Linked DNA regions of Mus musculus: region 1 is linked to region 2. Evidence: chromatin loops called from intact Hi-C (ENCODE). Cell type or tissue: heart. All regions are shown on one strand. Each heading gives the region's core, and the rest is flanking DNA. Links, peaks and the distances in the headings are about the cores only.

The links. A loop is a pair of places that touch in the nucleus more often than their neighbours do. Peaks named below come from ENCODE experiments on the same cell type or tissue, not always from the same donor. Only the 100,000 strongest peaks of a DNase experiment are listed, where the experiment ranks them.
Region 1: a loop joins it to region 2, with 7 times the contacts of the local background. A loop is called at or near these places in 25 of 42 quality-filtered maps.

The regions. Positions count from the first base shown.
Region 1 is chr2:180,345,615-180,362,047 of GRCm38, forward strand. Gm52543 (a long non-coding RNA gene) reads right to left here and starts at 877. Exons shown (of 5, transcript XR_003953987.1): 1 at 634-877. In heart, for the core only: CTCF peaks have their summits at 5,272 (motif pointing right) and 7,867 (motif pointing right); no DNase peak of the experiment used is centred there; H3K4me3 peaks cover 952 bases; H3K27ac peaks cover 2,916 bases.
Region 2 is chr2:180,425,313-180,441,745 of GRCm38, forward strand. No RefSeq gene overlaps it. Among named protein-coding and RNA genes, the nearest start is that of Slco4a1, 23 kb to the right of the region's middle. In heart, for the core only: CTCF peaks have their summits at 7,186 (motif pointing left) and 7,385; no DNase peak of the experiment used is centred there; H3K27ac peaks cover 249 bases; H3K27me3 peaks cover 539 bases.

The sequences.
Region 1 (16,433 bases), core at 3,678-11,677, 79 kb before region 2:
TGTGTGCATGTGTGTGTGTGTATGTATGTGTGTGCATGTGTGTGTATATGTGTGCATGTGTGCGTGTGCATGTGTGTGTATGTATATGTGTGCATGTGTGTGTGTATGTAAATGTGTGTATGTGTGTGTGTGTGTGAGTGTGCGTGCGTATGTATGTATATGTGTGCATGTGTGTGTGTGTGTATGCTGTAAAGTTGGGGAGCTAAGATGCCCTGGGCTGGCATCCCATCTTGTAGGCCCGGAGACTGCTTACTGAGCTTATCAGCTGATGGAGCAATGCTGTGGTGAGAGGGTGGGTGAGTGTGGGCATGTTAATATCAGCTTCAGAGGAAGGGAAGCCGAGGCCTTGGATCTCTAGAGTGAGGGCTCTTTCTAGGAACCCTGGCCCTGGCCTATGTGCACAGACAGAGTACCAGGGGCTTGGGCTCACTTCCTTTCTCTAAAAGAGGTTCCGGGAAATGTTGGCTGGCATGGAAAACCAGCAGACTAAATATAGCGGTGGAACTTCCTGGAACACATTATTATGAATGTCTGATAATTAATGTCAAACAGTAGCACCTTCCAGAAATCTGAATCCACCCTGCATATCCAATTGATTGGTAGGAGTTATTTCAACGCCCCCCCAAGCATTACCTGAGAGGTACCTGGAGTTCTTAGGGCCTTTGGGGTCCCTGGCAGATATCAAGGGTCAGGCATGCCGGTGAGTAGTTCTCAGCCCAGAGTGTCAGGATGGGCTACGTTGGCACCCACCTGTCAGAACTGCCCTCTTTGGGAAGTAGGTTGGGTCCCCAGGAAACTGTAGCCTCTGGAGTGGGTGAGGAGATCTGTGTCAGGCGTGGCTTTCTCCAGAAGCCCTGCCTGCCTGCTCTGGCCCCTAGCACCTTCACTTTAGCCCAGCCACTGTCTGGTGAGGGTCCCTTCTCATCCTCCTGAGCAGATGGGAATAGGTTAAGGCCTGAGGGGCCCTTTGGCCCTCTGTCAAGGAGACAAACAGAGGATGTTGGCTGAACACCTGGCAGAGAACGCGCACACGCAGGAAGAAGACTTTTGAGGGAGCGGTGCCGATTTGAGGACTCTGGTAGCTGAAGCCCAGAGGATTCCTTGCATGCTTGCTGGCTTCCCTTGTGCCCAGTCCAGGCTAGAATCCGGACTGTGCTTTCTTTATGAAAACCATCCTGGCCATCAGCCACCGAGCCTCCCCACAGGTCTTGCACAGAAGGCCGAGGGTACTGTGCAGAGGAAGACCCAGTTCTGGTTCTGCATGGGGCTCAGCTGTCCTGGCCCTTTAGGTCTGAATTGTTCTACAGACTTCCTGTTCTCACCCCTTCTCTCTGCAGTGAGAGGAGATGGTGGGCCCTACTCCATGGTCAGCCTGGGTAACTCTACACAAAGGGACAGCTCTGGCCATGCTTGCACCTAGTAGGTCTCCAGGACTCTGATAAGCTTTGGAGGCTTCCTCTTGGAGCGTGTTCCTGATGGACACCCCGAAGTGAGGTGAATCAGCACACACCTGGGCTGGTTGGGTGGGAACAGTGCAGAATGGAGCTTGGGGTGTTCTCATCTCAACCCCCAGGCAGAGTCCTGCTACCTGGTAGCTCAGCTAGATAGCAAGCAGCACTCTGGGTCCCTGTTTTCGCTGAGAGGCCTTTCCTGTGGCCCTGCTTTTGTTTGGTAGTGTCTAGTGTGCGACGGGCGCCCCCTGGTGGCCATACTGAACATTTCCTTGAGAGGTGGGGCCTGCAGGGTTTGGGGAGTCAGGTTTGTTGCCAGGAGGTCCCTGCAGCTGGCTAGCCACGAGGCTTTAGGTCCTAGGATCAGTGGGCTTCCAGCCCCATGGAAAATGCGAGAGCAAGTTTCACTAGGGCCACACAGTATCATTGAGCACTGAGCGTGGAAGGAGACAGATGGGCCACGTTTCTCCTCCCTCTTTCTAGCCTTCCTTCTCCCTCCCTTTTCTTATACATTATATCCTGGCGGCAGTTTTCCCTCCCTCCACTCCTCCCAGTTCCTTCCCCACTTCCATTCTCCCCCAGATCCATTCCTCTTATGCCCCCCCCCCCCAAGAGCAGGCTTTCCATGAATACCCACCAAACATGGCATAACAAGTTACAATAAGATCAGGAACAAACCCTCATATCAAGGCTGGATGAGGCAACCCAACAGGAGGAAAAGGGCCCCAAGAGCAGGCAAAAAACTCCCACTGTTGTGTCTTCTGCTAGAACACAAAGCTACACAACTATAATGTATATGCAGAGGACCCAGCTCAGTCTCATCAGGGTCCGTGTTTGTTGCTACAGTTTCTGTGAACCTCTGTGGGCTCTGCTTAGTTGGTTCTGTGGGTTGTGTTCTTGTGGCATCCTCAACTCCTCTGGCTCCTACAATCTTTCCTCCCATCTTCTTTGGAGTTCCCCTGGCCATGCCTGATGTTTGGTTGGCTTGGCTGTGTGGGCCTCTGCATTTATTTCCGTCAGTTGCTGGAAAGCATCCCTCTGTTGACAGTTGGTCCATGCACTGATCTATGAGGATAGCAGAGTATCACTAGGAATTACTTTATTGTCTTTTTTGCCAGTCGTTTTTGGTTCTCTCCCGAGTCTCTGGGCTGTCCAGTCTCTGGTTCCTGGCCTTCCAGACACTGTCAGTTGTGGGTTCCCTTTTGTGGTGTTGGCCTCAACTTGGCCAGTCATTGGTTGGCCATTCCCACAAGTTCTACACCACCATTACCCTAGCATGTCTCGCAGGCAGGACAGATTGTACGCGGAAGGATTTATGGCTGGGTTATGTCTCAGTCCCAGGGCTGGAAGCCTTGCCTGGTTAAAGAAGACAGCTAGTTCTGACTCAGTATTCCCTGTTACTAGCAGAATTCACTAGGATTACCCTCACCCTCAGGGCATTTCCACAGCACTAGGGTTCTGCATTGCCTCTCCAATACCCCCTCCAATTCCAGTCGCCTTTCCCAGAACTCTCCTCCCCCAGCCTGATCCCTATTGTTCCCACCCCCATCCACCCCCAGTCCACCTACAAAGCTCTTTCCCCTTCCCAAGAAGATCCATGAGTTTCTCTGTGTCTGTGGATTGGAGTATGATCTGTGGATTTAGCAGCTAATGTTCACTTACCAGTGAGTACACACCGTTTGTCTTTTGGGTCTGGGTTACCTCACTCAGGGTGGATTTTGGATTTTTTTTTTTGAGTGCTATCCATTTGTCTGCAAATGTCATGATGTCATTTTTTTTAACAGCTGAGGAATTCTCTCAGAACCACATTTTCTTTATCCATTATTCAGATTGTTCCCAGTTTCTGGCTATTATAAGGCTGCTATGAACATGGTTGAACAAGTGTCCTTGTGGTAGGATGTGGCATCCTTTGGGTATATGCCTAGGAGTGGTATCGATGGGTCTCGAGGTAGATCAATTCCCGATTTTCTGAGAAACTGCCATATCTGTTTCCAAAGTGGCTGTGTAAGTTTGCGCTCCCACCAGCAACGGAGGAGTGTTCTCCTTACTCCTCCCACATTATCAACAGTGTGAGCTGTCACTTGTGTTTTTGATCTTAGCCTTTCTGACAGGTGTAAGATGGAATCTCAAAGTAGCTTTGATTTGCATTTCCCTGCTGGCTAAGGATGTTGAACATTTCTTTAAGTGTTTCTCAGCCATTTGAGATTTATCCATTGAGAATTCTGTTTAGATCTGAACTCCACCTTCTAATTGGATTATTTGGTTTTTAAAATATCCACTTTCTCGAGTTCTTAATGGGTTTTGGATATTAGCCCTCTGTCAAATGTGGAGTTGGTGAAGATCTTTTCCCATTCGGTAGGTTTTGTCCTATTGACAGTGTCCTTTGCTTCACAGAAGCTTTTCAGTTTCATGAGGTCCCATTTATTGATTGTTGATCTTAGTGCCTGTGCTATTGATGTCTATTCAGGAAGTTGTCTCCTGTGCCAATGCGTTCAAGGCTATTTCCCACTTTCTCTTCTATTAGGTTCAGTGTATCTCATTTTATGTTGAGGTCTTTGATCCACTTAGAGTTGAGTTTTGTGCAGAGTGATAGATATGGATCTATTTGCATTCTTCTACATGCAGATATCCAGTAAGACCAGCATCATTTATTGCGGATGCTTTTTAAATTTTTTCGCTTGTGTATTTCTGGCTTCTTTATAAAAATCAGGTGTTCACTGATTTCATTGATCAGCCAATGCTTTTCTGCCGATACCATGTGGTTTTATTGCTATAGCTCTGAGGTACAGCTTGAGTCAGGGATGTGATGCCCCTGGACGTCCTTTTATTGTACAGGAGTATCCTAGGTTTAGCTATCCTAGGTTTTTTGGTTTTCCACATGGAGTTAAGTATTGTCCTTTCAAGGTCTATAGAGAATTGCATTGGGATTTTGGTGGAGATTGTATTGCATTTGTAGATTTGGTAGGGTGGCCATTTTTACTATGGTAATCCTACCAATCCATGAGTATGGGAGATCTTTCCATCTTTTGATAGCTTCTTCATTTTCTTTCCTCACAGACTTGAAGTTTTTGTTATACAAGTCTGTCACTTGCTTGGTTAGAGTTACCCAATATTTTACATTATTTGTGGCTATCATGAAGGATCTTGTTTTCCTGATTCCTTTCTCAGGCCATTTGTCATTTGTGGGCTACTGATTTTTTTCTTTACTTGAGTTAGTCTTGTACAAACACTTTAGTAAAGGTGTTTGTCAGCTGCAGGAATTCCCTGGTTGAATTTTTTTTGGGTTGCTTATGTGTACTTATCATATATGTTAAGTCCAAGCAACTGCAGCCAGAATGTGTAGATACAAATCTTCATTTTTTTGGTATGAAATGAGGAGGGTACGTCATGGCTGCAATGATCTTGGTTGCTGTGTTTGGGTAGGGCAAGAAGGAAGGTGGGTAGGGAAAGAGTCCTGAGCTGTGCAAGGGGGCTGCTCTCTCAAGGGTCACACCCAGGTGGGCAGTACTATACCACCCACTGCCACATTTTTCTGCCCAGAAAGGAGCAGGCAGTGACTCTGTCCTGAATATCTTGATGCCTCTCTACTTAGAGACCTGTCTTGGACACCTTGGGATTTATAGGAATGGGGAGGTCAGCTCACTATCCGCCACCAAGACTGGACTAATGACACTATCAAGATGGGCCTGGGGTCAATCAGGAATGTTGCCTAGTCTTTAAGTCCATCAGGGGAGGGGCCAAGGTCAAAAGTTCTGTGGTATTCAATACCTGAGGAAGCACTGGCCTTCCTGATGCCTCACAGAAGCCCCTTTGGTTCAGAAGGACCACCAGGGGGCAGTAGAGTAAGACTGGAAACCCAGCACCACATGAGGAGTCATGTTGACTTTGGCCAGCATGGAAATCAGAAATGTCCAGGGACATACAGCACTGACTATGGTGACATTGCCCTCCTGAAATGTAAGTTAGGAGATAATACTAGGGTTCTTGGAGGATGTGAGCAGGCGACCAGCCCTGCCTATCATGTGGCAGCTGTCTTGGCTATTATAGGCTCTAGTGGGACCCTAGGGGATGCAGGGCTCCCCTCTGGACAGACAGCAAAGGGAAGCTGAATGCCAGTTGTTCATAATTCTTTCTCCCCAAGGCTAGCCGTGAAGGTTGACAGCCAGCTTGTCATGTACACATTGTCTTAGAAACTTCATGACCGTAGACATTTCATCCATGAATGCCTACTTCAGGCTATAGCTTCGATGTCACTGTACACTGCTGGGATAGCAGCACACAGAGGCAGTAGACCATCCTGCCTCCTGATGGCTGCATCTCACGCTGGCACCAGGCAGCTGACGTGGAAGCAGGTTTCTGCTTTCTGCTGCTATTACATGTGTACCAAGGGCACATCCGTGCAACCGTAGTTACATGTATATGTACAGAGGATGATGTTCATATCTGTTCCTTCTTCCAGCATTGCTGAGTCCCAGTCTCATCCCTGCCTCTAGGAAGCCAAACACCCTTCCACCTCACCCAGACCCAGAAGGCAGGATGGTGGAGTAGCGCCAATACATACCTCATCTTTGAGCAGTTGAATTTTTATAATTTTTTTATGATTTATTTATCTATTTTATGTATATGAGTATACTGTAGCTGTCTTCAGACACAAGAAGAGGGCATTGGATCCCATTACAGGTGGTTGTGAGCCACCATGTGGTTGCTGAGAATTGAACTCAGGACCTCTGGAAGAGCAGTCAGTGCTCTCAACTGCTGAGCCATCTCTCCAGCCCCGAGCAGTTGAATTCTTGAAGCAGGAGATAGGATCTCTGTGTTAAAGCAGGAGAGCTGAGGAGCAGGAGAGACAGCCTTGAACAGAGAGGAGAATCTATGTGACGTTCAGTGTAACCCACCCAGGGCTCTGCAGAGAAGGAAGAAAGGAAGGGTCCAGGGAAAAAGCCCGAGCCTGGGGAAACCCAAGACCTTTCCTTCGCTGTCTAGTGCTTGCCACTCTGAGCATTCTGCTGTGGTCCTGGTGGTGTGGCCTGAGGGGCCTGCTTGCATTCAGCATAGACTTTTCCGCTGCTGTTATTCCTTCCAAGTGCATTTAGGGGAGGCTGAAGGAGGAACCATTCTTTCTACAAAGCCAGCTTTGCAATGAGAGTAATGAAGAAAAGGGGGTGCACATCTGCCTGCCCCAAGACTGGTGCCAGATACAGTCACTATGGGTGACTGAAAGTCGGAGCTCCATGTAGAGGGATCACCAGGGGGGATCACCCAGGAGACCACTAGGAGGGAGAATCAGAGATCTTTTTTATTACAGGCATGTGTTAGCACACCTGATTTATTTAATATTTGGGATGGAACCCAGGGCTTCACTCATGCTGGGCAAGCAATCTTCCACTAAGTTATATGCCCAGCTCCCCAAATCAGCGTTGAGACACACTTCGTCTTTGTCTACAGTGGTAGGAACCCAACTATGAATTCTGAGTTAATGTTGGCTCAGGCAGTTTCTGGGACGAGGAGTCATCCAGAGGATGGCTGATGAGGATAGGGTGGGGTGACCGCATCCTCACAAGGTGGGAAGAGACCAAAGGTCTGGTTCACCCTTCTGGCTCTCCCTCCCTGGACAGCTGTTTGCCAGTACCACATCCTCCTTTTTGATCTTGTTTGCAGACTGTTCCAGGAACTCCTTCAGCGACAGTTTCAACCCCAGAGTTTCACTGCATGTCCTGTATGGTGCACTCTAGCCCTTGGGAACACTGTGTGAGACAGTCTGAATATGCTGGTCCAGCAGTGTGGCCCTGATTGCACATTCTGATGGCTCAGGTCCCTGGATGTGACTCTCAGACATGGTGGTTGCAGGCAGAAGCCTAGTTTTCTTTTATTTGTTTTTGCTGCAGGGTCTCACTCTGTAGCCTTGGCTGTCCTCAAACCTGCAGTTCTACCTCAGCCTCCACGGTGATGGATTACAAATATGAGCCACCGGACCTGAGTCTCTTGAGACAAGGTCTCACTAGGTTGTCCAGGTTAGCTTTGCTCACCATTCTCCTGCCTCAGAGCTGTGTGTGATTACAGGTGTGCTCCATCACGCTACCATGCAGATCACGTTCTGAAGTACAGCCAGACAGCCCAATCCCTTTGGTGCCTGTGTTTTTACAAAAGGAAAATTTTAGGAAGCTTTTTGTAGCTTTTCATTTATTATAGAGCACTGTGTGAAGGAAACATTTTTAGCTATGCGAACATCCTTGGGGTGTAGTCTGGAGGGTTCCAGGCCCCTGAACCTGGACGGCAGAGATGTTTAGAGCAAGCAGGCTCACAGCAGTGCCCCACAGTGTCACAAAATTCAGAATGGAGAGTGTGGATCCTTACCAGGTTGCTCAAAAGCCTGGAAGGGGCTGGCGAGTGTTCCTGGTGTAAGTGCAACATCTCACCAACAGGGGGCAGCCTGAGGCATGCCACTGGAGGCATCAGTGCATAGTGTGTGATTACTATTCTGTGTGCGCGCGCGCGTGTGCGTGTGCGTGCGTGTGTGTGTGTGTGTGTGTGTGCGTGTGCGTGCGCGTGCGCGCGCGTGTGCGTGTGCGTGTGCGTGTGTGTGTGTCTAGGTTGATGTGTCTGCTGGTGGTGGTGTGAGTAAGTGGTATCTCCTTATGGTTGGAGCTGTCATTCAGAAACCCCAGTCCTACTAAAAACTGGCCCGTGATGTAGCACTTAGGGCTTCTTGGCTACATGATACTCTTCATGTAGCTCCAGGACCAGAATCTTCTCTTTGATTCTGGGTGGCTCATGTGCCTTTGCTCGTGGTATCTGACAGCTGCGACAGCTTGAGGAGTCCTGAGTCTTTCTCACTCCAGGTGTGGCTCTAAGTCACAAATGTGCCCTAGTGAGAGCCCCCAAAATGAGGCCAGGTACACAAGCAGCCTCAGGGCCTCTAAGTAGATAGGGTAGGCAGAGCCAACTCTCCTGGCTCTGGGTGGGGATCACCTGGCCTGGGTGGGGCCTCCAGTGTTGGAAGTAGAACGAGGGAAAAGCACAGCGTGCAGAGCCATCCCGGGAGACAGTGGTCTGGCAGGAGGTGCCCAGCAGGGTCAGCTCTCTTGAGCAGAAAGTGTTCTGCTGGTTCAGGTCCCCAGATCTTGCAAAGTGCAGAGGGCACAGGGCCTCCAGTATACTGCCCCTCAACCCTTCCTTGAAGAAGATACTTGAGTAGATGGGAAGGCTCTGAAGGCTCCAACATTCAGGGTCCCACAGGTCCCTCCTTCATTTCCCTGGGGATCCTTTGGCCACCCCTCTCTTCTGGTGGCGGACTTCCTTCCACTCCTTGCTTAACCCTGCTAGGAGCCTTGGCTATGAGCTGCGTACCCCAACTTCCCATCACAACCTCCAGGAACTGGCTGTCTAGTTACCTGTTGGCTCTGTGGTCGCCTCCTGACTTCTGAGGATATGCAAGGATGTGTATGGACCAACAGCCTTGCTCCCTGGGACCAAGTGTGGGCAGTGTTAGGTTGACCTGCCTGAAACATACCGAGGTATGCCCTGATCTAGGACAGACCCTGTCACCGAGTCCCCGCCTCTTAGGCACTTCCCCATGGGAACATTTTACAGTTAAAATTTGGAAACTACCAGGCCCCCTGAATGTGGGGAATCTGTCGCGCTTACCACCCGGAGCCGTCCCACGCCACAGGCTGCCTGTCTGCAGAGGATGAGATTCTTCAGATGACTTTCCCACAGTCTACAGTCTGGTCACCTACTTGATAGGTGGCTCCTTGTTATCAGGAATGGCAGAGCTAAATCCCAGACACCACCGGGAGGGGGGATTTGTTGCCAGGCGGGGGAGGGTGTGTCTGTGGCTAAGTGTGCTTCTGCCTCAGGTCTTTCCACACATGGCTTCTATTCTCTGGACCGCTCAAGCCCCAGGTGTCCTGTGTAATGGCATCCCATCCCTCTCAGCCTGTCACCGTATCAGAGACCTCTCAGGCTCTGGATGGAGGCTGCGATCTTATCAGCAGACCCTTCGGGTCCTCTGGATGCTGCCCCCCTGATACCAGAGGTGTGAGTTGTCAGGCAGAGGACACAGACAGCAAGAGTCAGGATATAATGGGAATGTGGGCTTGGTGGGGACGGTGGGCTGTATCTTGTCTTCTGGCTCCTGGCCTGGGCTTTTGGTGGGTGGTCTGACTGTGAGACAAGATAAGGCAGCTGGATGGGCCAAGCGTTCTCAGGGGTGGGAGCGGCCTTGTGGGGAGGGGGAGTGAGTATGACGTGCCTGTTGCTTCCCTGTTGGGGAGCTCTGGAGGGCACTGGTCATGTGGGCTTGAATAGGCTCCTAGGTCCAGAGTGGCACAGAGTGGGTTGGTGGAGAAAACACCAACCTTTGGAACACTGGGCAAGAAGGCTCCTTGTCCTCCAGCTGGGTTAGCATCTCCTGGCCCCACGCAGAACATGCGGCTACATCATGGAAAGTGAGGACACGATGGGATATCTGCGTCTCCTCTGCCTTTGTCACCCTTAGACTCCCTCATGCCTTTGCAGTGTCCTGAGGGCTGCCTGTGTGCTCACCACCCGTGTGGTCACTGCCCATTGCTAGCCTGGAGGGTTGTGCTGTCATCTTACGCTCAGGAGTGAGACTCCCCAGGACACCCTGACAGTACTGGGACTGAGAAGACCCTTAAGGGATTTGACACTGGCCCTTACATAGCAGGCCGGAAACAGGCCAGGAAAAAGGGGAGGTACTTATTCTCTTGAGGTTACTTTCCAACAGATTGGCTCTGACCCCAATTATCATGTCACCGTCACCACCACCATCACCATCATCACCACCACCACCTCCACTATCACCACCATCACCTTTGCCATAACCACCAGTTCTACCATCATTACCAGCATTGTCACCACCACTGTGACTATTGTCATCACCATCATAACCATTGTCACCATCATCTCTGCAACCCCATCTCCAACATCACAAGGAATGGGCTGTGGCCTTGTTCTGTCCCTGCTGCCTGTGGCCTTTTGGTGTCTGAACAGTGAAAACCTGAGCCCAGGGTTGATTCTAGAAGGGCTGTATGGCTGTGTTACCCTTTACTTCTTGGTTCTTGCTGAACCCCGCTCCTTACCTTGTAACACAGTCCCACCCTGCACTTCTCTGAGTGTATTTTGACCATAGGAGATACCCTCGTGTATGTTCCAGTCAGTGCTGGCAGAGGCTCAGAGGCTGGGGCCGCGTCTTGCTCACTGAACGGTAGTTGCCCTTCCTTTTTCCTTGGCGACTGTCAGGGCTCAGGGACTTTACTCTATATCCCTAAGACTCTGTAAACCTGCTGGGTCCTCTGACCCTAGAGCTCTCTGTCAATAAAAACTGAGGAGACAGTTACTTCCCTGGTGACCTCGTCCAGCAAGGCACACTGATCCAATGGCCCCAGAGAGGGCAAAGTTGGGAAAAGCTGAGGCCATCCTTAGAGCTAACAATAACAGATACAGATGATGTTGATCCGGGGTGGCTTAGGGAGGACACTGAGGTCAAAGGGGCAGCTTGCTTGGGGGTAGACATCACAATCCTGCTCAGAGTGCCCACAGGGGGCTGGAATGAGCATTATGAGGAAGGCTGTGAGCCCTACCCTGGGTCTTGGTAAGGGCTGGATCTTGGGTAGGTGACCCTGAGGGTCTCTGTCACACAGTGAGAGTTTGGCTTAAGCACCTCCATTCCTCTCCACAGGCTGTGCGAGGCCCGATGCATCAGGCCAGCTGCCATCCCCTTCCTCACCCCAAGATGTTCACTGTGCTGGCCGAAGCTCCAACAGGCTCGTAGGTTGTACAAGAACCTCCTGACGAAGCAATTCCCAGGCCAAGCCTAGCCGCGTCCTGGTCAGTGGCTCCATGCAGACGGCTGCCGAGACTCCTGTCATCAGCAAACGCCAGGGTGAAGGAGTTGTGGGTGAGGGTCACCTCCATAGCAGGCTTCTCTTCTGCTAGGGGAGGCTGGGCAGTGCAGGCTTCTGTAGGAGGTGCACACTGGCTGGGTGTCCCCACGTATCCCAGAGTGGTCAGAACTTCTCTTAGGGCAGACGTGAGTCAGAGGGCCCAGCAGTTCCACATGAGTGGGGCACCGATTCCTACCCAGTCTTCCACCCTGACTTGGCCTAGTGGGATCACTGGGCAGAAAGGCCCCACACCCCTGCCTGCTGACTGACAGTCTTCTTCAGTTTGTCCCATTTTATGCTGATTGGCCCTAGGTCAGGCATTTTTTTTTTTTTTTCTTCAGAGAACACAGCCCAAATAAGCCACAATTCAAAGCAGGGATCCATACATGACAAGAAAGGGGCCAGGGCCCAGATGCTCAGAAACACCAGGGTACTCATCAGGCTCACACTCAGACTGCTGCTCACACTCATGGCTGGGTTGAGGCCCAAAGCCTCTGCTCAGATGCATGAAGCAGAGACATGAGTTCAGTGTCCTCAAAAGGAAGGATGCCAAAGCCACTGCTGTCAAAAGTCTCCGTTAGCTCAAAAGCCCAAGGAAAAGAGCCTCTGCCATGTGTCCTGTAGACAGATGGCAGAAAGAAACCGTGTCCTCATCCTGAAGAGGACCTGGCTGCCCTCTGGGACCCAGAGACACTCTCAGCATTGAGCCAAAGGAACTCTTAACCAATACATACAACCGGATGCTCTCATGCCCTCTCCAGATACTGCTGATATGTTTGGCTCTGCACCGCCAAGCTCAGAGCCCTCTGGCCACAACTGTCTAAGGAACTTCTGTGCGAGCCAGATACACCAGGCTTCTGTTAAAACATTTCTCCAAAGCAGGCCAGACCTGTACCAAGAAGGGAGAGCCCCAGTTTATCCCTCTTCTTTCAGACCTTCGTTCTCCCTCTCCTACCTGTGTGGCCTCCTTCAAAGGCTCTGCTCATGGGAAGGTTGGCTCTCTGAGTTTTCCTTGATTGGATACTTCCCTGTTCTTGGCTTATAGGGAAAACTGGCCCAGATCCTATCTGTGTGTGTCTTCCAGCCTTGGTTTTCAACCTGGGTTCTTGGATTCTTTTGGCTGCTCCCTCAAGGTTATACCTCAGTCTCTCTGTATTGGAGACTGGACAATGCTTTCTTAGGAAAGAATGTCCATCGATCCTCCTGGTGGTCTTAGGCCGTTGGCCCAGTAACAAGTTTCAGTGGGGTTGCAGCAACCAGGAAGGGGCAGACTGCATAGACATGTGCTTATGGGGGAAGACTGCATAGACATGGACACTTGCTTCTGTGTATACCATGATGCTCTAAATGGGTCCTTTGGGACACAGGTGTGCACAGGTATATGTCTACCTTTGTTCCTGAGGGTCATGGCCATGAGTCCCACCTCTGGCAGGCAGTGAGCATGCTTAGTTATAATTCATACCTGAGCTGTGTAAGCCAGTGGCTGTCTTGGCAGCCTTCAGGACACTGTCCTGAGGTTCCAGTAGCTTGTGTGGCATAGAAGCCCTGATGAGTACCTTCTCTGTTCGCTGTGTGCCTGGTGACTTAACAGTACACCCTCTCTGCTGGGCCACATTGTGTCTCATACATTGCAGAGTCCTGTAGGCTCTGCCTGGTTCCCCCAACTCCAACCTCTGCTCTGAGAATTCCTTGCTGTGCTGGCTGCAGAGCTGGGGCTGCAGGGCTGGTGCAGTACCTGGAGGCCGGCCTAGCCTGTCGGTCACCCTGGGCTCAGTCGGTGCTGAGACTGCAACCGCTGAGCTGCAGCTGAGTCCCAGTCTTCTCTGCCAAGAGACACTTGGCACTTCTCTGCCTCAGTGGGGGAGCTGTCCCCTGCAAGAGTCTCTCAGGACCAGCCCTTCCTGGTCTCCACTGGAACTCAGACTCCATCTCTAAGATGCTTCCTCCACCCCTCTTACCTGGGGCTCTGTCTGCTCCCTCCCCTCTGTTCTTCTTTGCACTCCCTACTTTCTTTCAGCTGTCCCTGGCTTCCCCTTGGGGGTCGGATTAAGGGCTGAGCCTTTGCTCTTGGGTAAAGAGCTACATCCCTCAGTTGGCTTGCCTCTAGCAACAGTGGCAGGAAGGGAGGGATGGAGCTGTCAGTGCGTGGCCAGAGATGAAAACCATGAGTGCAATAGGCTCGCAGCTTTGGGGATGTCTGTAGAAGGTTGTGGCCACTCCTTAACATCCAGCAGCTCCAGCCCTCCTAGCATTCTGGCAGCACCACAAACGGCCAGAGGATGGCAGTGAGTTAATAGCTGGTAGCTCCTGGGGACTGCGAGGAGCAGGTTTCAGCAGGGCCAGTCCTCAAGTGGTGGCTGCTGTTCATAAGATGAGCAATGTGGGCATTGAGTCCCACTAGAGCCATGTGGCTTTCCATGCAAAAGGGAAAACTGGCAATTCTCTGCCTCAGTAGGAGAGCTTTCTCCTGCATAAGCCTCTCAGGACAAGTCCATCCCGGTCTCTCAAATTCATGGCTCTACCTCTAGGACATGGGGCCTCCTTTCTTTCTAGCTTCCAGCTTGGGCCCTGTTTCCAATAAAGGACAGGAAGACTGGATATAGCCAGAGCATATCTCTCTCCCCCCTCCTCCCTCCCTCCCCACTTCTCTGTCCCTCTTCTCCTCTGTTTCTCCTCTCTCTCCTGCTTTCTCTTCTCTCTCCCCTTCTCTCCCCTCCTCTCTCTTTCACTCTTTCTCTCCCCATTCTCTCTCTCTCTTGCTCTCTCTCTCTCATGTGTACATGTGCATGTTTGTGTGTGTGCCACTCCTGTTGCATGTGCACATGTGTGTATGGGCACACAGTAGCCAGAGTGAGCCTTAGGTGTCATTCCTTAGGACAACAGCTGTCCACCTTGCTTTTTGAGATAGGGTTCATTGGGACCTGGGACCCTAGTTAGGTAGTGGGCTGGCCAGGGAACTCTAGGGCCCTGCTGCTGAGATCTCAGGGGTGCACTGCCATGCTGAGCCTTTGACCTGGGTTCTGGGGATCAAACTGAGATCTTCACGGTTGTGTTGCTAACATTCTGCCAATTGAGACATCTCCTAGAAGACGGCTAAATCTTGATTGCTAGCTTGATCGATTGGATTGAGGAACGCATAGGCAGTTAGTGGAGCACACTTCTGGGCATGTCTGTCTCTGGAGGGGCTGACTAAGTCAGGGGAGTTTGCCATGAGTGCGGGTGGCACCTTCTTACCAGCTGGGGGTCAAAATGGAACAAACCGGGAGAAGGAAGAAGCCTGCTGGGACAAGTGTGCTTTCTCTGCTTCCTGGCGACTGTGAGGAGTGGGGAACCTCCACCCTCAAGCTCCATCATATCTCAGGTGAAAGCAATGGAGACTGAACATGGATGAAAGCCTCTGATACGGGCTGAGTGTGGTGGCTCAAGCCTTTGGTTCTACCACTCAGGAGCAGAGGCAGGTGGATCTTTGAGTTCAAGGCCAGCCTGAACTACATAGAGAGTTCCAGGACAGGCAGGACTACATAGATACCTGTCTCAAAACCAAAACATCCCAAAACAACAAATAAACAACAACAACAACAACGACAAACCAAATGAAAACCCCAAACCCCACACACCCAGAAAAACAAAGCTTTCCCTTTAAATCATTTCTTTTGGGTATTTGTCACACACTGAAAATCCCACCTCACCTGGGATGTGCTTCCATAACCTGAAGATACCATAATGGTAAGTGTGGCCCCAGGAGATGTGGTCAAAGAGCAGCTCCTAGAGACCTGAGGGGAGCCTGGCAAGGCAGGGGTGCCCTGGCAACCTGTACCTGCTACAGGATTTATCACTGGCAGATACTGGTGAGTCTAGCCGTGACTGAGTAGCGCTGGGCAGGGCACCCCTTCTGTATGTGACCACATTCTGTGTAACGCCACTAGGCTCTCAGTAGCTGACTATGAAGTCAGTTGCCCAGGGACTGTGTGGCTGCCGAGTAGATGCAGGTGAATGACCTACTTGTCAAATGGAGTCTTTCTGTCCAGCCCCATGTGATGAATCTGTGTGGGGCTCAGAGCCAACATGCTTGGCCGCTATGGGTGGGTCTTGGTCATAGGTCCAGGTCCTATGGGGTGGGAAGGAGGCTGTTCCCCTCATCATCCAGGGTAAAGCTGGGAGCAAGCCTCAATGTGGATTCCCTCTGGCACTACTGCCAAGAATCAGTCCAGCACAAAGCCAGGAGGGGTACTTCCTACTGTGAGAGCTCACAGATGCATCTTGTCCTTGAGGCTTCCATAGGACCGAGGCTGAGGACCTTAGCTTTCCCCTTAAAACATTGTGCCACTCCCTAGAGAAGCACCTGCTCACATCCTTGGGTACCTTGTTGAAAGGCAGCCCTATCCGTTTCTCTGCTCCTCCCCGCCAAGCTCTCAGGTGTTGAAGGAAGGCATTTTTGATTGCTGTGATAAAACACCATGACCAAAAGCAACTTGAAGAAAGAACTTATTTCATTTTATAATTTGTAGTCCATCATCAGGGAAGTCAGAGCAGGAGCCTGGAGCCAGTAAGATGGAGGCAGGAACTGATGCGGAAGCTACGGATGGGTGCTGCTTGCTGGCTTGCTTTTCCTGGCTTGCTCAGTCTGCTTTCTTATTGTGCCCAGGACTACCATCCCAGGGGTGGCATGACGCAAGGTGAGCTGGATCCTCCCACATTAATTATCAGTCAAAAAAAAATCACAAGTTTGCTCACAGGCCAATCTAGTAGGAGGTAGGAACCTGGTTTCTTAATTGATGTTTCCTTTTTCAAAATGAATCTAGCTGTGTCAAGTTGACACAAAACTAGTTGGCACAGAGGGGTTCCCTCTTTGTATTGTGAGAGGCTAGGCTTGGTCTTTGGCTGGTATTTTCAGGGAATTTCAGGGTGTGTCTGTTTGATCTCCCAGAGAACTAACTTCTCACAGAACATACACATTCTTAGGGTCTCACCAGGGTGCACCAGGGTGCACCAGGGTGCACCAGGATACACCAGAGTGAGGGAGGTCAGCCTTGAGTGAGGCTCAGTGGGAGGGGCAGGCAGCACACAGCTGCTCCTC
Region 2 (16,433 bases), core at 3,300-11,299:
AGAACATGCTGGGCTGGGAAAGACTGAGGGAATCATGGTGGCCCTGCAGTGGCAGCTTCTGGCTAGGACAGATGGACTAAACAGTCACAGCAGTGACCACAGACTCAGATGTCCCTTGCCCAGCTTCTTGGGGGGGACTATGGGTACTCTCTAAGGAAGGGCCCATCCAGCCAGGCCCCCAATATTCTGCCTGGCCCCATGCCTCCTTACCTAGAGCCCACCTTCCTTGTGAGACCCTCCCAAGATCTGCAAGCAGGACCACCATAAAACACCAGGCAGAGAGAGCCAGAGAGCTAAGGTACACTGGGTATGTAAGTCACATGTCCTGGGAAGGGCTATTGTCAACTAGGTTTGGCAGGTTCACATAGGACTTGGGTTCTTTCTACAAGGGACCCAGAAAGAGACTAACATGCCAGCCTGGTCTCTCAGGCATCAGGAAATTAAGCAGAAGATGGTGGAGGAGGGCTTTAGCCTTGGCCAACTCCCACCAGTAGTTGCCACCCTCTGCAATCTGAGCTTGAAGTCCACATATGCAGTTACTGCCAGGCAACGCTACTAGCAACTGAGATGCAGCTCATTTCCTGCCCATTAAGCAAGCATACTCTCTATCCTGCCAGGCATCATTCTGCCTCTTGATGAAGATGAGGAGGTTTGGAGTCAGGCAGCTTTGCCCAGATCTGCACACCACCCACAGGCCTGTGTGCGTGTAACCCCCTCCTGCTACAAAGATTCTTTGGAACTAGGTGTTTGACACTGGAATGCAGAGCTAAGATTTAGCTTGAGCAATGTCCACCTATGGATGGTGGAGGGGGAAATGCCCTAAGGATGGGTTTCCCTGAAAGCCCCATTGCCTTGAATAGCAATCTCTTTCCTAAATCAACGAAGGTTGTAATGCCAGGCTCCTTTGAGTAGAGGGCAGGAGGACAAGGCCATCTCTAGAAATTCTCTTGTGGCCAGTCCAGGATGCAGACATGGTCCATGTGCTTCATGTCAGACCCAGAACAGTGAGTCTGAACATCTGTAGAGGGGAGTTGGGGCATTCATTATAGAGCCCTGGAGCTCTGGACTACAGGAGGATGTGTCAGAGGACTCAGCAGCTTTGCAGCCCTTAGCAAACACCATGGACACAGAATCTGCAGGTCTTCTCAGCAACTTCCTAATTAGGATGATCCTGCTGAACTCAGAGCTACCACGGAGGCCATGCTGACCATGATGAATAGCACTGCCTACTGAGACCTTCTTCCTTTGCATTGTGACCTGGTTGATGGGCAGATTGACCAACTAGGTGGTCTAGGAACTGTAACTATTCTTACTTACAAAGTTGCAAAGAAAGTCCCCTCATGTGGAAAGTTACTTTTCCTATCTGAACAAGCAGTCTTTTAGAATACAGGAAATGACACTCAATCAAGAGCACTTCCAGAGGTACCTTTACGTAGATGTTAGACAGAGTTAATTTTTGTTTGTTTATTTATTTTGACAGAATCTTGTTAGATAGTTTAGGCTGGGAAATCCTCCTTGCTTCATCCTCCTGTGCATTGGGATTACAGGTGTGTACCACAGCTGGCTCCTCATTTGATTTTAAGCAAATGGAAGACAGGATCTGGAATCCCAAGAGAAACAGATATTGCTGGGTGGTGATGGAGGCACACAGAGGCTGAAACAGGTGGAGGTTCAGGGAGAAGGAGAAAGAGGGAGAAAGCCACTGAATTAGCCATTAAGAAAACTTAGTGGAGAACCCCACACAGGGTCAGCAGACTACAATGACCAGCACCTCATGATTCAGGTGGGTGGGCGATGTGTGGGTCCTGCTGCTGCAGGGATCTTCCTCCCGCCCCATCTCGAGCTGGGAAGTGCTGGGCTGGGGGCCAAGGAAACACTCTGGCTCTGACAGCGGGCTCATTTTTAGCTGGTATTATTTCATTAGCAGCTTTACTCAGCCGGTTGGCAGCACCCCAACCCGGCCACCAGCCCATGCCCCAGCTACAGGCTTGCAGAGCTCTGCCTGAAGCCTCCATTTACATACCCAGCCAGGGTGCTCCCCATTGCCTGCATCTCCTTTACTAAGCATCCTAGAACACCTCACTCTTCCAGGCCCAGCCCCAGGAGGCACATCAAACAGTTCCAACCCTGAAAACTGGGATGCGGGGAACCTGGGAGCGGGGATTGGAGTGGGTAATACACGGGCTATGCTATAGATTGAGGTGGCTGACGAGGGTGTCCCAGTGAAGGCTATGGGTTAAAGCCTGTTTTCTGACAGGAGAGAATCTCCAAGCCCAGCCAGTCAAAGACCTCAAGGGCCTGCTCTCTGTCAGTCACTGTCCACACTAATTTTAAGTGATGTAGTTTCCTCCTTAAATAGCATCTAAGGGGACCAGCAAGTTGCCACCTCCCGAAACAAGTCCTTGATGCAAACAGGCCTCACATAAATCACACTCTTAGTTAAACATTAATATGTCCACTCAGACCCCAAACCCAGGACTAGCCTGTCCACCAAGATGACAGGGCCCATTGTACAACCTCACTCTCTGCTTTATCCCTTCTCACGTGGAAAATTACTGTCGAACGCAAACAAGGTGTACAACTCATGGAGACCGGCTGAAGCGGGAACAGCTCATGAACATCAGAAAGGGGCTTTGGTGACATCTCCTCTCATAGCTACACACAATAGAGGTCTGCGACCATTAGGGAGATGGTGTCTGTCCCTGCTATACATATACATATACATGCACATATACACATTCATATACATATTCATATACATACACACACATATAAACACACATACATACACATACGTATATGGACACCTGATCGGCCACTACACCTCTGAAGATAAGGGATGTCTGAATGTCATGTGAGGTTCTGAGACAGGAAAAGGAAGCAGAAAAAAGGCAGTGGCACTTGATTCCCGCTATGGTAAGACGTTCATGTACAACTTGTCATGTGTTAACGTGGGTGTGACTATGAGCTTGGAAACCCTGCACCACTAGTCTGAAACTATTCTAAAGTGGAACGTGTCCTTGGAATGGGGGCAGTGCAATAGTCTCTGTCCCATTCGATTTCACACTAAGTCATAGAGAGTGAAGATCTGGAGCAGATGCCCTCAGGTTTCTTACCCCTGGAAGGGATCCTGAGGAAGAGCCTGTAAAATATGTAAACACTCCACTAGGGGGCGCAATGCTCAAAGACTGCTCCAGGGAAATGTCCCAAATGCCTTTCCTGAATTCAGTGGGTGGTTGTCAAGTCAAAGCATGACAGTTATCTAAAGTACTGAGAGTGTGGGGGCCTCTGCAAGACAGGCAGCTGGCTCCCTCCACCCCACCCCCTAGCCCCAGCCTCTCCAGGGTCACAGAACAGCAGAATTCCCAGTCAGCCTACAGCTCTGTAGGGGCTGAGTTTCATCAGAGACTCTGGGACACTCGGCCGCAGCCGCCTTGTCCCAGTGCCCACTCCAAGGCTAAGCTTCTGGTTGGCTGTGGCCATCGAGCCTCCTTACAGTAATTGCTCTGATGATGCTAAATGTGTAGACTGCTTTCCCGGAAAACTGCTGACACACATGTCTGGGAAAGGGGGGGCTGGTGAGAGACAACCTGATCCATAGGACGCCTGATGGCTCAGACCTTAATCAATCTCTACTCTTGAAGCTAAAATAGTTGTGATTTATGAAATTCTGCAAGTCGGATCCCTGCGGCCCATGCGTTCTGAACAGCGAAGGGGAGGGCTCACTGGACAGCCTTTCTGCTGTGGTGTATCCACCGCCTCCTCGACTTCTCTGAGGTCCCTCTGTTCTCCCTGGTCTCTCAGTCTCTAAATGCAAATGAATACAGCAAACTGTATCTCCGCTGGGATCTGCCACACTCTCAGCTGCAGCCTTCAAGAGACCTACTTGACTCTTATCACTTTTGTTCTCCAGCAGACTTCTAGAACATGACACACAGGTTCACACAGTGGTCCTAGCCTGGGGCCATTCTCTCTGCAGGGAGAAATGCCAACTGAGGGAAGAGCCATTCTCTCTGGCTCTATTCATGCAGGACAAACACATTTGTATTAAGGTGTTGGTTAGAAGTTGACAGGAAATACCAGCTTCTATCCAGCTTCAATATATCTCCTAAGGCTGTGTGTGTGTGTGTGTGTGTGTTGTATGTGTGGTGCATGCATGGTGTGTGTGTTTTGTATGTGTGGTGTGTGTGTTTTGTGTGTGTTGTATGTGTGGTGTGTTTATGTTGTGTCCGTGCATGTAATATATGTGATGTGTGTGTATGTGTGTGGTGTGTATGGTGTGTGTGGTATGTCTGTGTTGTGTGTGTTGTATCTGTGTGTGTTGTGTGTGTGGTATGTGTGTGTTGTATGTGTAGTGTGTGTGTGCATATGGAGGCCAGAAATCAAGTTTCAGTGTTTTCTTCTATCACTCTCTACCCTATTTTTTGAGACAGGATCTGTCACTGAACCTGAAGCTTGTCGATTTGGTTAGACTGACTGGCAGCAAGTCCAAGTGATCTTTCTGCCTTTACCTCCTAAGTGAGCTGCTGCTCCTGGCTGTTGAACATGGGTGCTGAGAATACACACTCTGATCCTCATCCTTGCAGGGCAGATACTCAGTGAGCCAGATCCCCAGCCAGTGATGCATCTTCTTTGAAGACAGGCATGATCATAGAGAAGTGGACAAAAGACTGGAAACAGGTCTTTTCCTATATTCATATTCGTCAAGCTATAGGCTCATGATGAATGCTGGCCTTTGAATGCATCCAAGGCACACAGTCAGAGAATGAATTTTCTTCTGTCATACTTAAATTATAAACCCAGTTCTGGCGACAGAACTGATGAGGGGCCTGCTGGCAAGAAAATCAGAAAATCAGCCTCAATATCTGTCTGGGGAGAAGAACAGGGAAGGTTCTAAGGGTTCACGTTGACACAGTGCACCACAGTTCCAATAAAATCCCCAGAAACTGTCCCCGAGCAAGTAAGTTTCTGCCCCAAGATTTGCACATAGGACCAGCCGTTGAGTTTAACATTCAGTATTGGGGATGACCCATGAGAGCTAAATAAATTATGGCAAGAATGTGGGTGGCAACAGATGTGATATCCAAACACACTGAGTGGGACCAGAGGGTAGCTCAGTGGATGAAGGCACTGGCTGAGGAAGCCCGGCACACCTCGCTCTGTCCCCGGAACCCGCATTCAGGCTTCTGTGAGATTATCCTGATTACCTTAACTGATATGAGAAGGCCCATCTCAATTAGAGATAGGGCTATTCTCCACTGTGTAAGGAGAGGAGGGAAGCTAAGAGGCACACACACATTTGTTGCTCTTTCCTGTGATCAGCCACTTTAAGCTCCTACTTCACCTCCTTGCCATGATGGAACTGTGACCCGACATAAGTCCTTCCTCTCTTAAACTGTGTTTGTCTTGGTATTTTATCACAGCAACAGGAAAGTAAGGCACAGACAAAAGGAGAACAGGATCTTAGAGTTCTGCATAAGTTCCTTCCAGCTTTGCTCACAACAGCCAAGAGGCGGAAGCCGCTCAGGGGTCGTCAGTGAGTGAGGAAATGATGAAGTAAGTATATGGTCCACACTGCAGACTACCTCTCAGCTCTGAGGAGGAAAGGTATTCTGACAACACAAGGGAGCGCCAAAGGCGTAAGGAGGAGGGACATAAACCAGTCGCAAGAGGACAAACCTTACGTGATCAGCAACTTGAGTTCCCTTGAGCCACAAATGCCGCCGCCGCTCCAGCAATGACTACAAGACTGGGGAGAGAATGAATGCAGACTGGTGTCCAACAGGGATGGAGCCTTACAGAGGAGTTTAATGCTAGTGAGGGTCCCCCCCCCCCCAACGACGTGAATTAACTGAGTACCCTCAGCTGTGCCTTTGAAACAGACTCATAAGCCTAATGTTATGTGCGCCTTCCCAGAATAAAAACCCACATTAATGGCTTACCTACAATAGAGTCTAAGCACAGACACATGGCCGATGCATTTCAGACCCAGGTTCAGCTGTCTTCTGGAGGGGACGCCATTACCAAACCAGAACACCTGGTCCTGAGCCCAGCTATGGCTCTGGGTCAGATTTCTCGGCTCTCAGAGGTGCTGCCATCCATCTGTGTGGAGAAGGAGAGGGCACACAGTAGAGCTTGCTGTAAAGGTCAAAACCCAGACTGCATGTGCAATGCACTGAGCATGGTAGGCCACAGCTCCCACTGTACAGTTGTTCTCAATGCTTTCCATGGCCCCTCTGACCCTTGGACATGTGGACTCCAGGCCCTGTGAGCCCAGTCTAGCAAACAGGTAAAAGTCAACAGGTTTTGCTCTGCATCGGGGAGTTTGGGTCTAAGGGAAAGTCAGGGAGCAGGTATCATGGGAGCTGATTCTAGGGTGTGCTTCTCATTCACATGTCAAAACGGGATTAAGATAGAATACACTATCGGCAAAGGAAGGACTTCCACACATGTCAGAGGGGAGGCCGAGTATGGAGGGCCATGGGCCAGCAGCTGCAAGCATCCCCATAACATACTGAGTACCCAAGTGCTACCGAAGCAGAATTCCCACGTGTGAGACAACCGGGCCATCTGTTAGTCTTGGGGATCCCAAACCTTCCAGCAGAGTGAGACCGTGAGTAGGTGACATGGGGACCGAATGTGCAGACAGCCACCCAGTGAGATCGTGTTGGAGTCCCTTGAAATTCACATGGATGTTTGGCCATGTGTGATGCTCTGGAAACCCACCTAATAGGCCTATGCAGGCAGGCCCAGAACTGGCCATTAAATCTAGGCCTCATCTAACCCAGACATGCCAACACAGATGTCTGGGATACACCCACTATTAGCCAGAGGGGAAGCCAGGGCTTCCAAAGACTCTTGAAGCTGGGGGAGGAGCTCTCATCTGAGACTTCCCGCAGTACCCTGGAGTTACTGACACTCTGGGGCCTCTCCAGACTGTGTACCCGGGTCTTGACATGTCTGTGCTGGGCTGCAGCGTCTTTCTCTGTCTCCTCTGTCTCTCTGTCTCTCTGTCTCCCTCCCTCCTTCCCACTCCTCCTGGAGATGAAAGCTTCAAGAAGAGTCTTGGAACGTCTTCTGCCAGGTGCCCCAGGAGATCCACACAGTGTAGATAACTCTCATTGGCTCCCTCCAGCAAGGCCGGGTGCCTTGGGCTCAGCTGAAACACTTCCGCCCTCTCCTGGCTGAGGTGGGTACTACAGGGAGAGACTAGTGAGAAAAGCCGCCTGAAGCCCCTTCAGGAGCCTCAAGGGCTTCACCAGATCGTACAAGGAAAGTCCTGCGCTGAGGCATTAAGGAGAGACTTGGGGGAACCTTTTGGTCCCAGAACCGGGAAAGGAAACTAGAATAGTCTACAGGGCCAGGATTTTCTGTACCGCATAGAGTCCCACATTTTTATAAATGGGAATACGGGCAACATTATTTTCTAGTTGGAGAAACTGAGGCTTTGAGAAGCAGACACCTTTGTGGGTGCTGGATTGACACTCTAGGGCCTGTGACAGGCTTGGGGAGAAGCGAGAACAACAATAGCAATAAAGCCAAGGACGAAGCTAGCTCTGGTGCTGCTGCACTTAGTAGCCATGTTCTAGGTGCCTCACCAGCAGCACAGGCCCAGCATGCCCTGTGCAGGGTCTGGCCACGCCCCCTCGCAGATGTCTAGCACTGACTCTGAAGTCCTTACCATTAAGACCAGGTGGTATATAAAACGTGCAGGTTTTAGGGTTCGCTGTGGCCTTACGGATGGTAGGGCTCACCTCCATGAAGTTCATTCTAGGCTTTGTAGAGCGCTGAGCCGCAGCTTAATCAGGGCCCGGCCCATATGAGTCCCCACCATCACCTTAGAGCACAGGGCCAGTACTACACATGGCTACCAGTCCCTCCTCTGTAAACAAGCCTGGTTTTAATTTGAGGGTTCCAGGTCATAAGCCCTGGTTAAACATCCCTGACTGGATAGCTACTAAGAGAGGCATGGGACATCCAGGTGTTGCCAGCCAATGCACTCCCCAAAGCGAGGATTCACCACGTACCCTGCTTACTTCTGGAGCTGCCAGGTGGTACATGCTTGCCTTGCCACCCCACCCCCACCCCCGGCCTCCCAGATGCACCAGAGTTCTGAGGATCCTGTATTCTGGGAAGGGAAGTGCTATGCACCCGCTCCAACTGGCCACCAGATTTTCATACTATTAAAGCAAGCCTGGGCCTGAATATAGTCTAAATGGGGGGTGGGGGTGGGGCGCAGCATTCAGGACTAAACAGTCAGCTGTTTTACTCCAACCCCGGGTGTCTGGTGGTAATGTGGGGCCCATATGGCCTGCCAGAGCACAGAATGCAGAAGATTTAGTTAAAATTACTTCTCTCTTATGGTTCTGGGGCTAGATCCCAAGGCCTCGCGCCTGTGAATCAAATGCTCGAGCACTGAGCCACATCCCAGGCTGAAAAGCTTCTTTAATTTCTACTACCATTCTGCCAGCAGTGGGGCGAGCTCTTCTTTCTCCAGAATGATTGAAAAACAGCTTATGGGGAAAGATTCTGTCTCCCTGGGTCCCATCTGAGCCAGGATACAGGGAAGATGTCCCTTGGGATGGGGGCCTCCTTTGGTGGCCTCGCAGCCAACTCTGTGGAACCCAAGCTGCCTGCTTCCACTGTGGATCTACTCCAGACCTCCCTGCCTGGATCAGCCCTTGACGATCACTCTTGCTCCAGCCTGAAAGGTGCCCTGTGTAGACACTGCCCACGTCTGATTTTGCTTTTCCTTCTTCCTAGACAACAACAGAAATGTGTGCTGTGACGATCAAAGGGGCCCAGACAGAGCTAGAGAGAGTGGAGTGGGGCCAGGCCAGGTCACTAGTGTGTTTCCCTTTTGTTCTTCCTCTTGCTGTTAAAGTTATACTAGATGTTTGTAGCTCCTGGAGAAGTTACCAGCACAGGCTGGGGTGAACCAGTATGGGAGGACGGAGGGATGCAGGATGGGAGAAAGAACAGTCAAGTGTAAGGTCCTGCCCAAGGCCACCTGAAACCCATCCTGTCATAACGGAGCACCTAAGATGCCAGGTTTGGCCAGAGGCAGGCCTCTGACAGGCAGTTCAGGCTGGTCCCAAGGAAGAACCTGATGGGAGCATCAGTCACTGAGATGCCCACATTCCAGATTCCTAATAAGCACCAAGATATTCAGATACACTAACTGGTCACACCACCTAAAACGCCAGGAGGCAATTCACAGGTTCTGAAGTGAACAAGAGGCAAGAGGGCCATCCCCACACACGCAGTGTCTCTATGTAGCCAAGGAGTAAGAGAAATGTCTCATGAGAAAGGGAAGGCTAGGATGAGGATTCACTGCCCAGCATTGAGGGACTGCGGTTGAATGGACAGTGATGTCACAGCAAATAAGGCAGCCAGACAGAGCCCTGCTCCTGAGCCCCCCATCATGCATACAACGGCCAGTCTTCCTGTCATAGATAGGGGTACCAACGCATGCATATGGAGGAGGTCATGCCAAGGAGGCCTCAAGCAGTTGAACCTTAGGAAATGTTTTGCACAGGGGCTAAAGTTATCCTCTGACCTATATGCTATGTATGTATATGGGGGCAGCTATACACATGCATGCATGCAAGAGTAAGCCAGAGGTTGTTGGGCATCTTTCTCAGTTCTTCTCTGTCCTATATATTGAGGCATGGTCTGTAGTCCAGCTAGCCAGCTTGCTCTGGGATCTCCTGTTTCTGCCTCCTGAGTGCACAGAATTTTAGGTCGATGACCATGACCATTCACCATTCACACGTGCTGGAGATCAGAACTTAGGGCCTCACATTTATATGGCAAGTGTGTTACCTACTGAGCCATTTTCCCAGCCCCTGAATTCTATACTTTAAAATAGTCACTTGGGTGGATATGGTGGTAACAGGTTCATAACCTTGAACTTAGGAGGTAGAGGCAAGCAGATCAGGGATGCAATGTCATCCTCAGCTTTGTGGCAAGTTCCAGGCCAGCCTAGACTATATGAAACTGTTTCAAAACAAATACAGACCACACACAAAAGCCCAGCAGCAGCAGCAACAAAACAAACACAGGAATAAATGTTGAACCTGGGGTGGAGGCAGTGACTCTGGCGTGGAGCAGGGCCTGGGCCCCATCCCCTGCACCAGGTGCTAAAGCAGTAAACTTCCTGTCCCTTTTGTTTGTGACACTGAAACAGCAAAGATATCCCTCAGTGGCTGATCCAGGGAGATCTGAAGACACAGGACTGCGGTGTCCACAGTAGTGGAAAGATGTCTGTACGAGTATGGGGGCAGGGCAGGGCCCAGCTTCCTTAACCCAAAACAAGAAGCCAGCCACATTCCAAGCTTTGAGCCAGTTCAGACACACATCACCAGTCAAGTGGCCTTGAGAAGCAGCCTGTGTGTTGCGTGAGCTGTTCCTGGTGGGTGTGATAGCAGAACTGTGTTTGTGTTCTACACATGCAAAGAGCAGCTCAGCAAGGCAGTGGGAATGGATGAGGTCATAGGAACCCAAGATTTGGCCCTAAGTAACCTGGGTGGGCTGGGGGTGGGAGCTGTTGATGGCCTGTGTGTGTTCCATGTGTGGGTGTTTAAATGTTTCCAGAACACCATAAAGCAGGAACTGGTGAGCACCACACACAAGGGCTCAGGGTTTCTTCCTGGACCCAGGTGCTGGTCAACTCCAGGCTCCCAAGTTTGTGAGGACTTTGTAGATGATCCCTGGCACCATTACCATTGTGGTGTGTTCAAAGCACATTCCTGGTACCCAGAGCACCAGAATCATTTCTTCCACAGGGATCTGCTGTGTAGGGCCATGAAAGGCAGCCTATTTTGGTTGAATGAGGCTTGCTCCGGCGATCCAGTAGAAAACTCTACAAGGGACACAACAGGGAGCCACGTTCCCAGAGACAGGTGCCTGACACCACAGAGCCCCCCAACTCCATAATTCTGTGATTATAAGTCACTCAGACAATGTCTCAAGCTTCTGGCATTCTGGCTAGACTCCACCCCCACAGTTACCTGACTACAGCCAGGTATGCTCTTCCCCGTAGTTACCTGGAAACAGCAAGATAGTCCAGCCCACTATAAAAGAGGCTGCTTTGCCCCTTCTCAATCTCTTTAAGCTCTCACCTTTCTTACTCTCTTCTCTAGCCCTCCTTCTCTCTCTCCTTCCCCCCTCCCCCTTTCTCCACATGGCCATGGCCAGCCTCTCTCTCTCTTTCTACCCTCTCTCTTTTTTTCCTGCCTTTCTACAATAAAGCTCTAAAACCATAGACTGTCTCTGCTTATCAAGGCCCACCATGCTTGAACAATGGGATAGGCGTTCCCCTAACAAGCCACGTCTAGCCTCCCAACAGAAGGCCTTCCTGCTCTCCAGCCACGGACCGGACCAAGGACTCTCGCCCCCGTGGGAACCACCCAGCAGCCCCTCTCCCCCTGCCTTCTCCTCCCTCTGGCCCAGTGATGATGGAGTCGCCCCCCCCCCTCGGGGGCCCCCCATTTGTTCTCAGCTCTTCCGTGGTGTCCAGCGGTGTCTGGGATGCATGAGACTGAGAACCTGTTGTCTAGGACTGCCCCTTGTCCACCCCCCGCCGAGCTGGGGTTCAGTGGCTTCCTACAGCCAGACACCCACCCCGTTTCACATGGAAAGCATGCAGCAGTATTCCCACGTCCGCCTGCCCACTCCCTCTTTTGCCCATGCCCACTGCCCAACACTGCTGTCTCCTGCTGTGTCCCCTGTTATGGCTTCCGTGGCCTGCAAAACCTGGCTCACCCACATGAATGCACCAGCAAGAAGCAAGAACAGAGATGTGGAGAGGAAAGTGAGACCAGGGGTTCGGAGCTTCCCAGGACCAGAAAACCAAGCATTTCTCCCGGGACCTGGAATTTTCCACAAGCATATCTGTCTCTCATGTGACTTAGCCACATCCTCATTGCTTGAGATGACCAGACCTCCCATGCAGGAACAGGAGGAAGGGGTGTGCTCTCTGCCTTATCAAAGAACTTTTCCACTGTGGCATTTGGGCCCTTGGGCCCCTGCTCAACACTCCCCCCAACTTCCTGTGGGAACCCACATTGAGTTTCACCACAAGTTTCTGAAATGACAGCTTCTTCACCGTTGCCTAGAAAATGGGAGGGGGAAGGGGGATTGCACGCACAAAGCTGAGACCTGTGTCTCCTTCCCCTTCCCCATCAGAACCCAGGTCCAGCTTTGGCCATTACAGAATTCCCATACCTAGCCACAGCTACCATGCTGAGCCCTGGGGAAATGCCCTGTGCACCCAGATGACAGGAAGTGTCATTCAAGACCAGAATGACAGTTTTCTAAGTGCTTCCTCTGAGACTTTCAAGACAGACCATGGTGGACTTCAAACACATCAATTTTCCTTAGAAGGGCCAGGCTCTGAGTAATCCTGACATCATGTAAAGTTTGAACTATAGCCAGCCAAGCCGAGAGCAGTCAGAGCGGAGAACACTGTTACCCTAACAGAAGATAGGGGTGGGAGGGGGAACCCAGATGCCTCAAGTGGGGATGTTAGGGGTCATCTTCCACAGAGAGCACTCTCTGCTCAAGGCTCCCACCCCTACACATGGACCAGAGATTCCCATTCCTTGACCCTAAGAGCCCACACTTTGATCTTAGGAACTTGCATAGACTGACTCCTCAGGACTCCACATCCTGTTCCTTTGAAACCTCCTCATATCATAACCACAAGAACCCCTGACACTGACCCACATACCCAGGGGCTAACTTTGGGACCCAGGAACCCCTCCAGGCTTCATCCGGTGGTACCTGGAGAAGCCAAAACAGGACCTTGCTTTTCTCTACAGAGGCCCACCTTTCCCCCGACTCCTGGTTGCTGAGCAGAGTCAGGGCTGTCCACACTATCTCCAAATATCACATGTAGTTGGTCTGAAGCTTTCTGGTACAAAATCAACCCCCTGGGCACCATCCTGGGCAAGCCCCTCCATACCTATAGCCAAATAGCCACAGGAACTTCCATTTGTGTCTCCCTATGGTGACAAATACATAGTTGCTATTCGTAGTGAGTCTGACCCTGTATCACACCAGGGATGCCCTAACCCACAGACCGTACACGATGGGTGTGAATAGTTCTGCTCAGGAGTGAAAGCAAAATGGGAGCACACATGTGACTATCTGTGCTCAGGCAACACAATAGCAAGACTGAGGCCCATGAAGTCTGTCTCTGTGTGTGTCATCCAAGCTCCATCCCTGGGCCTCAAGCAAGCAAGCAAATGCTCTATCTCAGGTTACACCCCCAGCCTTCTTTTTACTTTTAATTCAGAGACTGGGACTCACCAGTTTGCCCAACTTGGTGTTTAGCTTACAATCCTGCTGCAGTCTACCATGTAGTTGGAATTCTAAGCCTGTGCCACCAGGCCTGGTGTGAAGTTAATCTTAATGTCTTTTATTTAAATCTAATAGAATCATAAAACCACCACGTCGATAAGGAAGCAATGTAAGGAATGACAGATACTCTACTCCCTTTAGCTTCTGCATCTTCAAACGTTTGTATTTTACATCCATTTCTTGTGTCGATTCAGGTACTGAGTTTTTATCATAAATACTGGACTTTGAGAGCTGGCAGGATTGCTCAGTGCATTAAGACAATTGTCACCAAGCCTGGCCACCTAAGTTTAATCCCTAAGACCCACTTGGTGGAAGAAGAAAACCAACCTCACAACGTTTCCTCTGACCTCCCTGTGTATATTGTGGCATGCACAAACCTCACACAAGATAGATAGATGGATGGATAGATAATAAATGGGTGGATTGGTAGATGGATGGATGGATAGATAGATAGATAGATAGATAGATAAATAATAAATGGATGGATTGATGGATGGATGGATAGATAGATAGATAGATAAATAATAAATGGATGGATGGTAGATGTGGTTAAAATTTTTAAAAATAGATTCTGGACTGGACTTAGAATTCACAAAATTTAGCCAACAAAGCACAATCGAAGAGGCTATGGAAACAGCTCAGTCAGCGGAGTACTTGCATTACAAGCATGGGAACCTGAGTTAAATTCACAGCACTCACCTTAAAGGTGGGGGTGGGAGGAAGCAGGCACAGTGGCTCAAGTTGTAATCCTATCACTGCAGAAGCAGAGGCAGTTGATCCTGGAGCTTGCTAGGCAGTCGTCAGCCTCGCTTGCTTGGTGTGTTCCAGGCAAGGAAGAGACCTTGTCTCAAAAATTCAAGGCAGATAGAACCTGAGGAATGACACGCAAGGTTGACCTCTGGCTGTCACAAACATTTGCACATGTGCACCTTCTTACACAAGAATGCACACACAAAGTAGACCCACGTGCCTAATGCTTACGTAGATAATGACTAGTTTATTTAAAAAGATTTTTTTTTGCTGTTGTTTGGCAACAGGATCTCGCTCTAATCCTTGTGACACATGACTGTGGCTCTCTGTCATTTCTGAATGCATACTCTCCTAGGTCATGTCTATGACATACTGCCATGGTCTTTGATTGTCCTGTCTTATCTGCTGGTGTCTCCACGAAGGACTCTGCCCAGCTCCATTGCAGCCACAGCGTGTGGATGGAGTCAGAGAAACACCAGAAAAAAAAAGGAAGGAAGCCCAAAGCCCCTCACTGAGAACCACTGAGACACGGTGCTAACCCCAACCAGGAAGCCTCTGAGGACTGGAGACAAGGCCTCATGGGAAAAGGGTACTGACTGGGCTCAACAGTCTGAAATCCTCACACTCAGGCCTGCTTGCCACCAGCTGGCCAGCAAACTTGTATCTGTTGGTGGTCTCACCCACTGCCTATAGTTCTTCATAAACTCCAGGGCAGTGGGGTGTGGTGAGAGATCAGGTCTCAAGACAGGTGGTTTGGGAACCTATCTTTCTATGAGCTGAAAGCCTGGGTCTCAAGTACCAGTCTGTGGAATTTGTTTTCTGGCTATGTGAAGGTCTTTCCAGGTTATCCATTCATATATATGTGTGTGTATAGACATACACACACACACACACACACACACACAGACACACACACACACACACACACACACACATATACACATGTGCATAAAACCCATTGCACACAGGTATGTCAGGCCCTACCCACAAGAGGGAACTAGAGGAGAGTCAGTTTTTCCTTCAATCAGAGAAGAGAGAAGAGAGGAGACCTGAGTAGAAGATTCAAGGGCTGTAGACTCTGCATAAGCCTACGGAGTGACTGGATTACAGTCCAACAAGACTGAGGCAGGAGGACTGACAAGAGGTTTTGTCTACCTGAGACTCTGTCTCTAAAAGAAGAGCCAATAATGGCTTCACCACCAGGCTGGGCAATTGTGTGCTGGGGGCGGGGGTGGGGGTAGGAGTGGGTGGGGATTAGGATACAGGGTCTCCACTTAGCACTAGCAAGCTGGCCATGGGTAAGTTTGGGCATGCGCCCCGCCCCCGGCCCCCAGACCTCCAGACTTGCACCAGCAGGAGGGTTGGCCAATTATGTCTTAGGCTTTAATGGCTTAGATGGTACTTAACCCTCTCTCCCAGTTACCAGACTTCCAGGCACTTTGAAAGGAATTTATACAAAAGGGGGTGGGGGTGGGGGAATCGGCTGCCACCTAGGCAGACTGGGCTAGGCTGTTTTCTAGAAGGAGTTGGTATGTCCTATTGACACACTGCCTGGAATCTGCTCCTGACATTGTCACCGAGAGCCATGTTACTCTGACCGTAACTTGCATAACCAGGACAGACTGGCACAAGCATGCCTCGCTGCCAGAGGCCCCCAGAAATGGTTGCAGTTAAAGTCGCTAGAGCTAGGCATTCTCCTTGTAGGCTGAGACCAACCCAGGAAGCTGATCTCAAACACCCCCAGGGCAGAAACTTCCCTAGTTTCCTGGATGTAATTTTCCAGAGTTGAGACTTTCCTCTCAGGTTGGGGGAAGCACATTTATATAGACACTGCCAGCACATGCAGAACTATTTCTGTCCAATCAGAAGCCACCCCCATCCCAGCTGTGGTCTCAGAACTAGCACAGGTAGAGACAGCGAGATCAGGAGTTCCAGGTCATCCCAAGCTACCTAGGGGATTCAAGGCCAACATGAGACTCTGTCTCAAAATAAATAAGTGCTCTTTTGGAGTGACTGAAGTTTCAGTGCTGGGTGGGCATGGAGGGAAGCCAAACTCTGAGAGCCAAGGCAGGTGGAATGCTGGGTCTGCTTCTTCTCTTTTTCCAGGTACAGGTCTGGGCACATGTGTGCAGCCCCTACAGGGTAGGGAAAGTTCTGGAGGAAGGAGGCCCACAGGGCAAAGACTCATGACCCTGGACACCTGTCGGACAGATACCTTCGGGAGAGCCATACCTGGTCACAGAGGCCCAGAGGAGACAGATGTGAACATCTGAGGCTATGTGTCTGATGATGGCTCCTTTCAGCCCCAGGACCCAGAA